2 separate regions of the Homo sapiens genome follow, and region 2 is linked to region 1. A link is an interaction called in ENCODE POLR2A ChIA-PET data of the cell type or tissue named here. Cell type or tissue: PC-9. All regions are shown on one strand.

The links. Peaks named below come from ENCODE experiments on the same cell type or tissue, not always from the same donor. Only the 100,000 strongest peaks of a DNase experiment are listed, where the experiment ranks them.
Region 2: POLR2A ChIA-PET joins it to region 1 with 19 read pairs; 2 of 35 experiments call an interaction of 5 or more read pairs at or near these places.

The regions. Positions count from the first base shown.
Region 1 is chr12:50,640,057-50,645,056 of GRCh38, reverse strand. DIP2B (disco interacting protein 2 homolog B) reads right to left here. Exons shown (of 38, transcript NM_173602.3): 3 at 4,205-4,333. Among named protein-coding and RNA genes, the nearest start is that of ATF1, 120 kb to the left of the region's middle. RefSeq lists an enhancer at 4,326-4,375. In PC-9, no CTCF peak of the experiment used is centred here; a DNase peak (open chromatin) is centred at 2,846; H3K27ac peaks cover 1,663 bases.
Region 2 is chr12:51,036,290-51,041,289 of GRCh38, reverse strand. It overlaps the pseudogene RNU6-1273P. Among named protein-coding and RNA genes, the nearest start is that of LETMD1, 9.5 kb to the left of the region's middle. In PC-9, no CTCF peak of the experiment used is centred here; a DNase peak (open chromatin) is centred at 2,839; H3K27ac peaks cover 1,024 bases.

The DNA of each region.
Region 1 (5,000 bases):
TTGTATAAAACATTCTGATTTTAGGTATGTTAAAAATGAGAAAAATGTCCTCCTTATATTAGAAGGAAAAATGATTCCTAGCTGTCTTAAAAAATGATTAATCACTTCTACTGAGAAAGTAACAGACAACAGCAAATCAAATTCTTACATTTATTAATTAAAAAGAGTACATTTCCAAAAGCATTTTTATATATGATATGAAATATGTAATGGCAAACTGGACAAAGCTAGGGAATTACACACATTAAGAAAGCTTTAGAAGGCCTGTAACATTTGGATAATTAGTAATTACAGAGCATGTTTTTCCCTGTCACAGGCATTCACAGCAACAGATTACAAAACGAATCAAGCCACCCAACTATTTTCTAACATGATAAACCTTGACCCATACACCAGTGTCAAAAAGAGATGTTCAGTTATCTATTAGAAAAGACTCTTATTGATAAGAACAGGCAGCTCTCTTAACTGAATTTGACTCACTGAACACCACACAATTCATCTTGATCTTTGATAAAGAAGTCACTTCTGGAGTTCAGTCCCCAGACACAAGTGACTTTGGACATCTCTCCCAGAAGCATGTGGAAGCTGGGTATCATTTTCCAGTATTCATGTTTGAGCTGAATAAGGTAATACGAATACTCCCTTAATGTCCTGTTTTATTTTTGTTGTTTTGTTTGAGGTACCTAACTTCTCAAGAGATTAACATCAAGGGAGTCAGAATGACTTACAATAAGATCACTTTCCATCTCAGGCATTAATTTGTGTTTTCTACATTTGAGACCATACTATGTGTGTGCAGGGAGGTGAATCATGCCTGGATGTGCAGGAAAAAGAAATATACTAATAAGGTAGTATACTTGAAATTAAGCTCCCTCTTGGCTAAAGCACAAAGAATGGAATCAGGTCAGATAATCTAAACTCTGAATAAAGGTAAGTTCTTTATACTGTGTCTGAAATGTGAACACTAAGTCTATTTAGATTTGATTATGATTGGTTGAAATGTTATAGGTGTTAATAAGCCTCCATCAAATAAGAAAGTGTTTTATAATTACACTTACCAGCATTAATATAAAATCCTTCTTACATAGCCATCACTTTATTCTGAATTCTAGCAACTTTTATTAAATATACCCTAAATTCTTCAGCTATTTTTGCACATGACATGTAAATGTAACCCTTTCTATGACTGGCGTAGCAAACAGATATAAGGTCAGCTCCCATCAACCTCCACTACTTATCTGCTCCACCTCTGCAGGGGCTGCGGGTCTCTTCTCAAGCAATCCTCCTGCCTCGGCCTCCCTGAGTGCTGAGATTACAGGCATGAGCCACCCCTGCTGATTTCTTCTTATTCGGAGAAGCCAGAATTCTCAGAGACTCAATTTCTTTCACATCCTGAGCTTTCTTTCGTTATTTAGTTGAGCAATTCCTAATATACTGAAAAATTTGATTTTCACCCAAAGTCTATGCTTGCATCCTCTTTTTATGTTCCCCTCCTGATAGGATTGCAGGACCCTCATAGCTTTCAATATCTTCAGGGTTTTTAAATCACTTTTTCTCCCCTACTTCACCTCGTTCTGGCCTACTTTTTGCTACTATCCTTTAAAACACACACACACACACACACACACACACACACACACACACACACACAGAAAAACTCCCAGTGAGATTAACATACAATTGTTACAAACTCTCTAGTATACCTGCACCTAACCAACAATCTCCACAGTCAGCTGACTAGTATCTGATCCACAGCATACGCTTTCTAATACTTGGGATAATCAAAAAGCAATGGTGCAAAACAGCAGGGACTACAGATCACAGCTGGGTTTTAACAGGTGAAGCTCAAAATTTTATAGTACTAAATGAGCTCACAAAAAACTTTTTTACATTTGATTGGCTTGGATATAGAATATTGAAAATCACCTTTTTGGATCCTTAATAATCCTTTATTACATGCTATAAAAACAAAGAAAAAGGAAGGTTAAAAAAACAAAACGCACACACACACTCACACACACACACACACAGAAACTCCCAGAAGGCCAGGGATGAAAGCTGTGACGGCTAAAAACCCTTCTGGACAGGTTGGAACATGCTGCTGCTGAACCTGGGCTCCAGCCTGAAAAGGCAACACTAGGTGGCTGGAAAATGAGGCTCAGGTGATTGGCAACAAAGGGGTGCACCTGAATGCTTTGCTACTTCCAGCCCTCCCTTTCTCTGATCCATTCCTTAACTAGTAACCACGATGTGTTGTTGTTTTTTTTTGAGACAGAGTCTCGCTCAGTCGCCCAGGCTGGAGTGCAGTGGCACGATCTCGGCTCACTGCAAGCTCTGCCTCCCAGGTTCACGCCATTCTCCTGCCTCAGCCTCCCGAGGAGCTGGGACTACAGGCGCCTGCCACCACATCCAGCTAAATTTTTTTGTATTTTTAATAGAGATGGGGTTTCACTGTGTTAGCCAGGATGGTCTCGAACTCCTGACCTCAAGTGATCCACCTACCTTGGCCTCCCAAAGTGCTAGGATTACAGGTGTGAGCCACCACCCTGGCCTACTAGTAAATACTTCTATTCCCTTCTTTCTGCAAAATATCTGTTTAGCTCTTATATATGGAAGGCCCTGTGCCAGGCACTGCAGTCTACAGCTGGAGTGAGCTACTGGAACAAATACAAATCTGATGATGTTACTGCTCTGCTGAAAATCCTTCAGTGACATTCAAGATCCCACAAGATCTGGTCTCTGGTAATCTTTCTAGCCTCATCTCCCACCTCTTTCTGACCCTTGCATTCTAAGTTCTGAACACTATTTCCCTGGCTAACTCTTGTTTGTCTGCCATGACTCAGCTTGGATGTCTTTGTTCTCTGAGCAAGCCTCTCCTATCACTCAAGACCAGTTTAGGTATAAAATTACAACCTCTATTTTTTTTTTCCCGACTGAACATTTCTCATCCTTTTCTCCTTCTGTGTGTGAAAATATGTATCTAGTAAAATCAGCTCACAAAATAGCTGATGTAGCTCTTCAACTGTGTCCTTTTCTCATTTTCTCTAAAGCAGTTTTTGAGAGGATGTGATATAGACTGTGTTTTTCAGTTCAAGAAAATGTTAAGGCAACCTTGGTCAGTACAAAGAAGACAAAAATCTGAAGAAAATAAATAATATCCCCATTAGTCTTTTTGCTTAATTCTGCCACTTCTTAAAACAAGAAATGTGCTGCAGAGACTACTCTTGGTGCAGCGGACAGGAAGTGGGCATGGGAAGGGCCTGCTGCACCACACGTGCTCTAGGGATCTACCAGTCGTTCCTCTGCTTATCAAAGCCACACACCTGGTACTGGCCGCCAGGTGGTCCCAAGCACAGTACAAGCAGGAGCATGCTCCCGCTGCCATGCAGGCACACCTTGCTCCTTCCCTTCCTGTGGGTACTTCTTGGGTTAGAAGAAATAACTAATTTGAAATTTCATTGTGAGTTTTCTTTCAGCTCCATCAATTAAGAGAGACTAGTTATGCAACAACTCTGGCAAACACAGAAGGGCCTGCCTCTTCCAATAGAATCCACTGAGGTCTCCTAGTACCACCCACAAGACCCAACCCTTCACTTTCTTATTTACTTATTTATTCACATGGCCTTTGTGCTTGTATGCTTGTCTGGTTCTCTTCTTAAACTGTTACATTCCTTAAGGGCAGAAACAGTCTTTATTTTTTTTGAGATGCAGTCTCACTGTTGCCCAGGCTGGAGTGCAGTGGTGGGATCTCAGCTCACTGCAACCTCCACCTCCCAGGTTCAAGTGATTCTCCTGTCTCAGCCTCCTGAGTAGCTGGGATTACAGGTGCCCACCACCATGCCCAGCTAATTTTTGTATTTTTAGTACAGACGAGGTTTCACCATGTTGGCCTGGCTGGTCTCAAACTCCTGACCTCAAGTGATCTGCCCGCCTCAGCCTCCCAAAGTGCTGGGGTTACAGGCGTGAGCCACATCGCCCAGCCGGAAACAGTCTTATGTGCTGTTCCATTTCCAGCAAATTATTGAGTACCTACTATACCTGATACATAGTAGGGTACAAAATAAATGATTGGTGAATGAGTTAATATAAAACTGTTGGTGCCTCATAGGGAAAAAAAAGACAAGTATTAGAAGCTCTCAGGATACACAGTTCATACTACTGTTAGGAAAACGATTCAGCTGGCCATTCTGCAGCTTCTCCTCACCTGATCGATATCGTTCATCCCTGGCTCCCCCAGATCGAGTTCGGTGGTACTTAGAGGGAGCAGAAGTTTGAGCTGCAGATGGAGCAGGTGTCTGGTTTCTAAGTTCTTTCTGTACTGCTGAATCAGTTTCTAAAAAAGGAAGTTTAAAAGATGGTTATCCAGTAACAGTAATAGCTAACATTTTCTAAAGCACTTTAAGCATTCTCACAATACTCTGAGCTAGGTACTATTACCCCATCTACAGTAAAGGGTTAGAGTTTCAATATAAATACATAAATATGATGCAAAGACATCCAAACTAAAAAATATCATCTTAGAGCCTTAAATGTCAACAGGTTGATAGGAGAGGAATAGCAAGAAGACAAATGTAAATTAAAAGGCCATTCCAGAGACTCCAAGGAGAGGCAGTACTGATGGGGAGTTGACTGCATATGATCCCCAATCCTAAACAGTGAGACAACGAATAGCTTGGGGAGCCTTAGCTACCATACCGTCAGTCACTCCAGATAAACATAATACAAGCAAAAACAGGGTGATTATGCAGCACAGCTTCAAGTCAAGTCTATTAGCCCCTCTTCCAACTGGACTCATCACTGACCCTACCCTGTCCCCATACTCTCCCCTCCCAAAATGTACTGTCTTATCAAGAATATGGGGATGGGGTAAATAAACAGAAAAACACTAAGTTCTGATGTTTTCCTGCCTTTTTATCTCAAATGATTAATTCCAAATCTGTTTCTTAAAAAAAATTACAATAAAAAAACTTAACGAGATGTACGTTAACAAAATTTTGAGT
Region 2 (5,000 bases), 400 kb before region 1:
GTGAAGAAACATCAGATTTGAAGTAGGTTGTGGAGAGTCAATTGGAGATTGCTTGGCAGACAAGTAGTAGGAATAAATGGCACAAGATTGGAGCCCCCAAACCCAAGTATCACTGGGAGTATCATTTCTAGGAAGAAAGAAGGAACAATATGTGCAAAGATATGGAAGAATGCAACCTTAGGGAAAGGTAAAGTTTCTTTTTGTAGCAGAGGTAATAACTGCAGTGATTTGCCACTTTTAGTTACTAATTCACTAAATTTGACAAGCTGATTCGGGACAGTTATTCTTCCCAAGGAACTGGGGGGGAAATACCAGAATGAAAGAGTTTTTGTTTGTATTTTAATCTGTTTATAGAGAGGTGGTCTTGCCATGTTGTCCAGGCTGGTCTTAAACTCCTGGCCTCAAGGGATTCTTCTACCTTGATCTCCCAGAGGACTAGGATTACAGGTGTGAACCACTGGGCCCAGTCTTAAAGAGGGATTTTTTTTTTTAAGTGAGTTTTAATTTTTTTGTAGAGACAAGGCCTCACTATGTTGCCCAGGTCAGTCTCAAACTCCTGGCCTCAAGCAACCCTCCTACCTCAGTCTCCCAAATTGCCAGGATTACAGGCATGAACCACACCGAACCCGGCCAAGGGTTTTATTTATTTATTTATTTATTGAGACAGCGTCTTGCTCTGTTGCTCAGGCTGGAGCGCAGTGTCTGAATATCAGCTCACTGCAACCTGCACCTCCTGAGTTCAAGTGATTCTGGTGCCTCAGCCTCCCAAGTAGCTGGGACTACAGGTCATGTACCACCATGCCCGACTGGCTAATTTTGTTTTAGTAGAGACAGGGTTTCTAGCCTGGCCTGTTGCCCAGGCTGGTGTTGAACTCAAGTGATCCACCTGCCTCGGCCTCCCAAAGTGCTGGGATTACAGGCGTGAGCCGCTGCGCCCAGCCCTGCCAAGGGTTTTGTTTTGTTTTGTTTTGTTTGAGACAGTTTCACTCTTGTTGCCCAGGCTGGGTGCAGTGACACCATCTTGGCTCACTGCAACTTCCGCCCTCTGGGCTCAAGCAATTCTTCTGCCTCAGCCTCTTGAGTAGCTGGGATTACAGGCACCCACCACCACACCCAGCTAATTTTTTGTATTTTTAGTAGAGATAGTGTTTCATCATGTTGGCCAGGCTGGTTTCAAACTTCTGACCTCAGGTGAGCCACTCACCTTGGCCTCCCAAAGTGCAGGGATTACAGGCATGAGCCACCGCGCCCAGCCCTGGCCAAGGGTCTTAATAACCAATGGTTAATACAGTTTTATGATACTCTCTGAGCAAGAGTAAAACCTAATTCCCAAAAACCCACCTAATCCTATTTCTTTTGTATGTATTAAAAATGTTTTAAAAGGATAATAAGAAAGAATACTATAACATTTCTCTATGTATCCACTACCCAAAATGAATAAATAGTATCATACCTATTTTCGCCTTCCAAGTCCAATTCTCTTCCTTTTCTCCTTCCCTTTAGGCATCACTTTTATATTAGCCTACTTTCATTTTTTAAAAATTTTTAATTGTTTTATTTTTTGAGACAGAGTCTCACTCTGTCTCTCAGGCTGCAGTGCAGTGGCACAATCTCGGCTAACTGCAACCTCCACCTCCTGGGTTTCAGCGATTTTCCTGCCTTAGCCTCTGAGTAGCTGGGACTACAGGCCTGTACCACAATGCCTGGCTAATTTTTGTATTTTTAGTAGAGACGGGGTTTCGCCATGTTGGCCAGTCTGGTCTCGAACTCCTGACCTCAAGTGGTCCGCCCACCTCGGCCTCTCAAAGTGCTGGGATTACAAGCATGAGCCACTGTGCCCAGCCTAGTCTGCTTTTAATTCTTTGAATGTCTATCTATCTATCTATGATGTATTTACACACACATACATATATACATACATACATCTATACACATACATATACATACATATGAACATTTACATATATATGGTATTTCTTAATGTTTTAAAAATTCATGTAATTTGTTTCATGTGGCACTTATTTTCCTGCATCTTGTTTTGTTTCCTTAACTTTGTTTTCATAATTTGTTCATCTAGATTAAGTTCATTGATTTATTTTATTTTCTCAATTTTTTAAATTTTTATTCTTTTCTTTTGAGATGGAGTCTTGCTCTGTCACCCAGGCTGGAGTGCAGTGGCATGATCTTCGCTCACTGCAACCTCCACCTCCCGGGTTCAAGCGATTCTTCTGCCTCAGCCTCCTGGGTAGCTGGGATTACAGGCACATGCCACCACACCAGGCTAATTTTTGTATTTTTATTAGAGACAGGGTTTTGCCATGTTGACCTGGCTGGTCTCAAACTCCTGACCTCAGGTGATCCACCCACCTCAGCCTCCCAAAGTGCTGGGATTACATGTGTGAGCCACTGGCCCAGCAAGTTCATTCATTTAGCTTGCTGAATGGTGTTCCATCACATGAATACACCCCAATTTGCTTATCCATTTGCTACTGATTGACATTTACATTGTTTTTAGTGTTTCATTATTACAAACACTACATTTCAGGGAATATCCTCCAACAGGTCTCCTAGTGCTAATGGATGAGAGTTTCTATGAAGGAATGTTTTTAGAGGTTTTTTTTTTTGAAACCACTATGGAAATATGTTTTATATTGAGACCCAGTTCATAGATGAAATAAAAATTTAACAAAATAATACCTGCCCTTGCTATATGCACTCTGTTTCCTACTCTATTGCATTCTGTCCTATTTCATTTTTGTAAAATGCTGGACATGACTCACTACATTGATTTTATGACTCACTAATGGATTGAAAAACAATGCTGTAAGGCATTTATCTGGAAGTAGACTCTCTAGATCAAAGAATAAGTGCATTTTCAACTTGAGTAGATATTATCAAGTTGCTCTCCAAAGTGGGTGTATCAGTTTTACAGGATATCAGAGTCCTAGTTTTTCCATATCCTCACTGACACTTGAAATGGTCAGAATTTTAGATTATTGATGGTCCTGTAGATGTGAAACAAATATCATTGTCAGTTTAATTTGGAAAAAATTAGCCAGGCGTCGTGGCATGTGCCTGTAGTCCCAGCTACTTGGGAGGCTGAGGTGGGAGGATCACCTGAGCCCAGGAGGTCAAGGCTGCAGTGAGCTGTGATTGGACCACTGCACTCCAGCCTGGGCGACAGGGTGAGAATTTGTGTCAAAAAAAAAAAAAAAAAAGAAAAGAAAAAAAAGTTTTTTAGATGGGAGTTTTAAATATTTTTAATAGTCAATTGAATCAGAATGGTCCATTTTTACTTCTGCTTTTTCATAATTTTATTGTTAAAATTTTATCTTGATTATAAAAATACTATATATTTTTTCAAATAATTTTGTTGTTGTTTTTGAGACAAGGTCTCACTCTGTCACCTAAGCTGGACTGCAATGGTGCAATCTCAACCCACTGCAACCTCCACATCCTGGGCTCAAACGGCCCTCCTGCCTCAGCCTCCCAGGTAGCTGGGACTACAGGCATGCACCACCATGCCTGGCTAATTTTTGTATTTTTTGTAGAGACGGGGTTTCACCATGTTGCTCAGGCTGGTCTCACACTCCTGGACTCAAGTGATCTGCCTGCCTCAGCCTCCCAAAGTGCTGGGATTACAGGTGTGAACCACTGTGCTCAGCCTTTAAAAATAAATTTTAAAAAATATATATGGAATGCTTCATGAATTTGCGTGTCATCCTTGCACAGGGTCCATGCTAATCTCTGTATCATTCCAGTTGTAGCATATGTGCTGCCAAAGTGAGCACCAGATAATTTTGAAGTTGGTTGGTGTTTTGTTTTGTTTTGTTTTTACAACTTTAGATATTTAATTGCCCTGGAGTTTATTTTTGCCTATTCCTTTTCTGTCTTCTGATACTTCAGCGCCTCATTATGTGATTCTTCACCATCTTTGGGACTCTCTGCTTCTAATCTCCTCCCTCAGAGTCTTTTTCTTGAAGAGAATGGGAATATAAAAGGCCCCAGGCTTAGAATAGCTCTTCAAAGGCCTTATTTTTTTTTTGAGACAGAGTCTCGCTCTGTCACCAGGCTGGAGTGCAGTGGTGATCTTGGTTCACTGAAGGCCTTTAAAGAAGCAAGTGGGGGGGCCGGGCGCAGTGGCTTATGCCTGTAATCCCAGCACTTTGGGAGGCTGAGGCAGGTGGATTACGAGGTCAGGAGTTCAAGACCAGCCTGGCCAACATGGTGAAACCCCGTCTCTACTAAAAATACAAAAATTAGCCGGGCATGGTGGCATGCACCTGTAATCCCAGCTACTTGGGAGGCTGAGGCAGGAGAATTGCTTGAACCCGGGAGGTTGCAGTTAGCCAAGATCATGCCACTGTATTCCATCCTGGGTGACAGAGTGAGACTTTGTCTTAAAAACAAACAAACAAAAAACAGAAAAGTTTTTATCAGTGATTGCTTGCAATGGGCAATTAAGGTAGACACTGAACTAAATTTAGAATGTATTATTCACAAATATAGTCTAAGAATTTATACTCTGAAAATTAATAAAACAGATAAGCAAAGGACAAACCATATAACAATAAAAAAGAGCAATCTAGAACTACTGTATATAGTAAAGAATTAACATCAAACACATCAAAGTCGGTGCAATTCAAGGATAAAGGCATCACTGGGTGACAAGCAGTGCCTAGTATGTATTTGCTATAGGGGTTCCAAGTTCAGGGAAACTGTCATCAATCAACTAGGTAGGGTGGGTCTCTTCTGACTTCTCCCATCCTCTCCTTTTCCATCCTCCACACATGTGCCCCACTCCAAGCTTTTTCTCCTCCAAGCAACATAAGCCTCACTAACGCTTGAAATCAGAGGAGTTTTTACTTTGTGTTAGCACTTAGCTCTCAATAAGTGGACCTTTACCCAGCATCAGCAGGAACCACCCTCAGGAGTCACTTTGTGCTGCCTGGCACGTCCACAGCAATTAGAGCAAAAGGACAGAGTTAAGGAAACTCTTT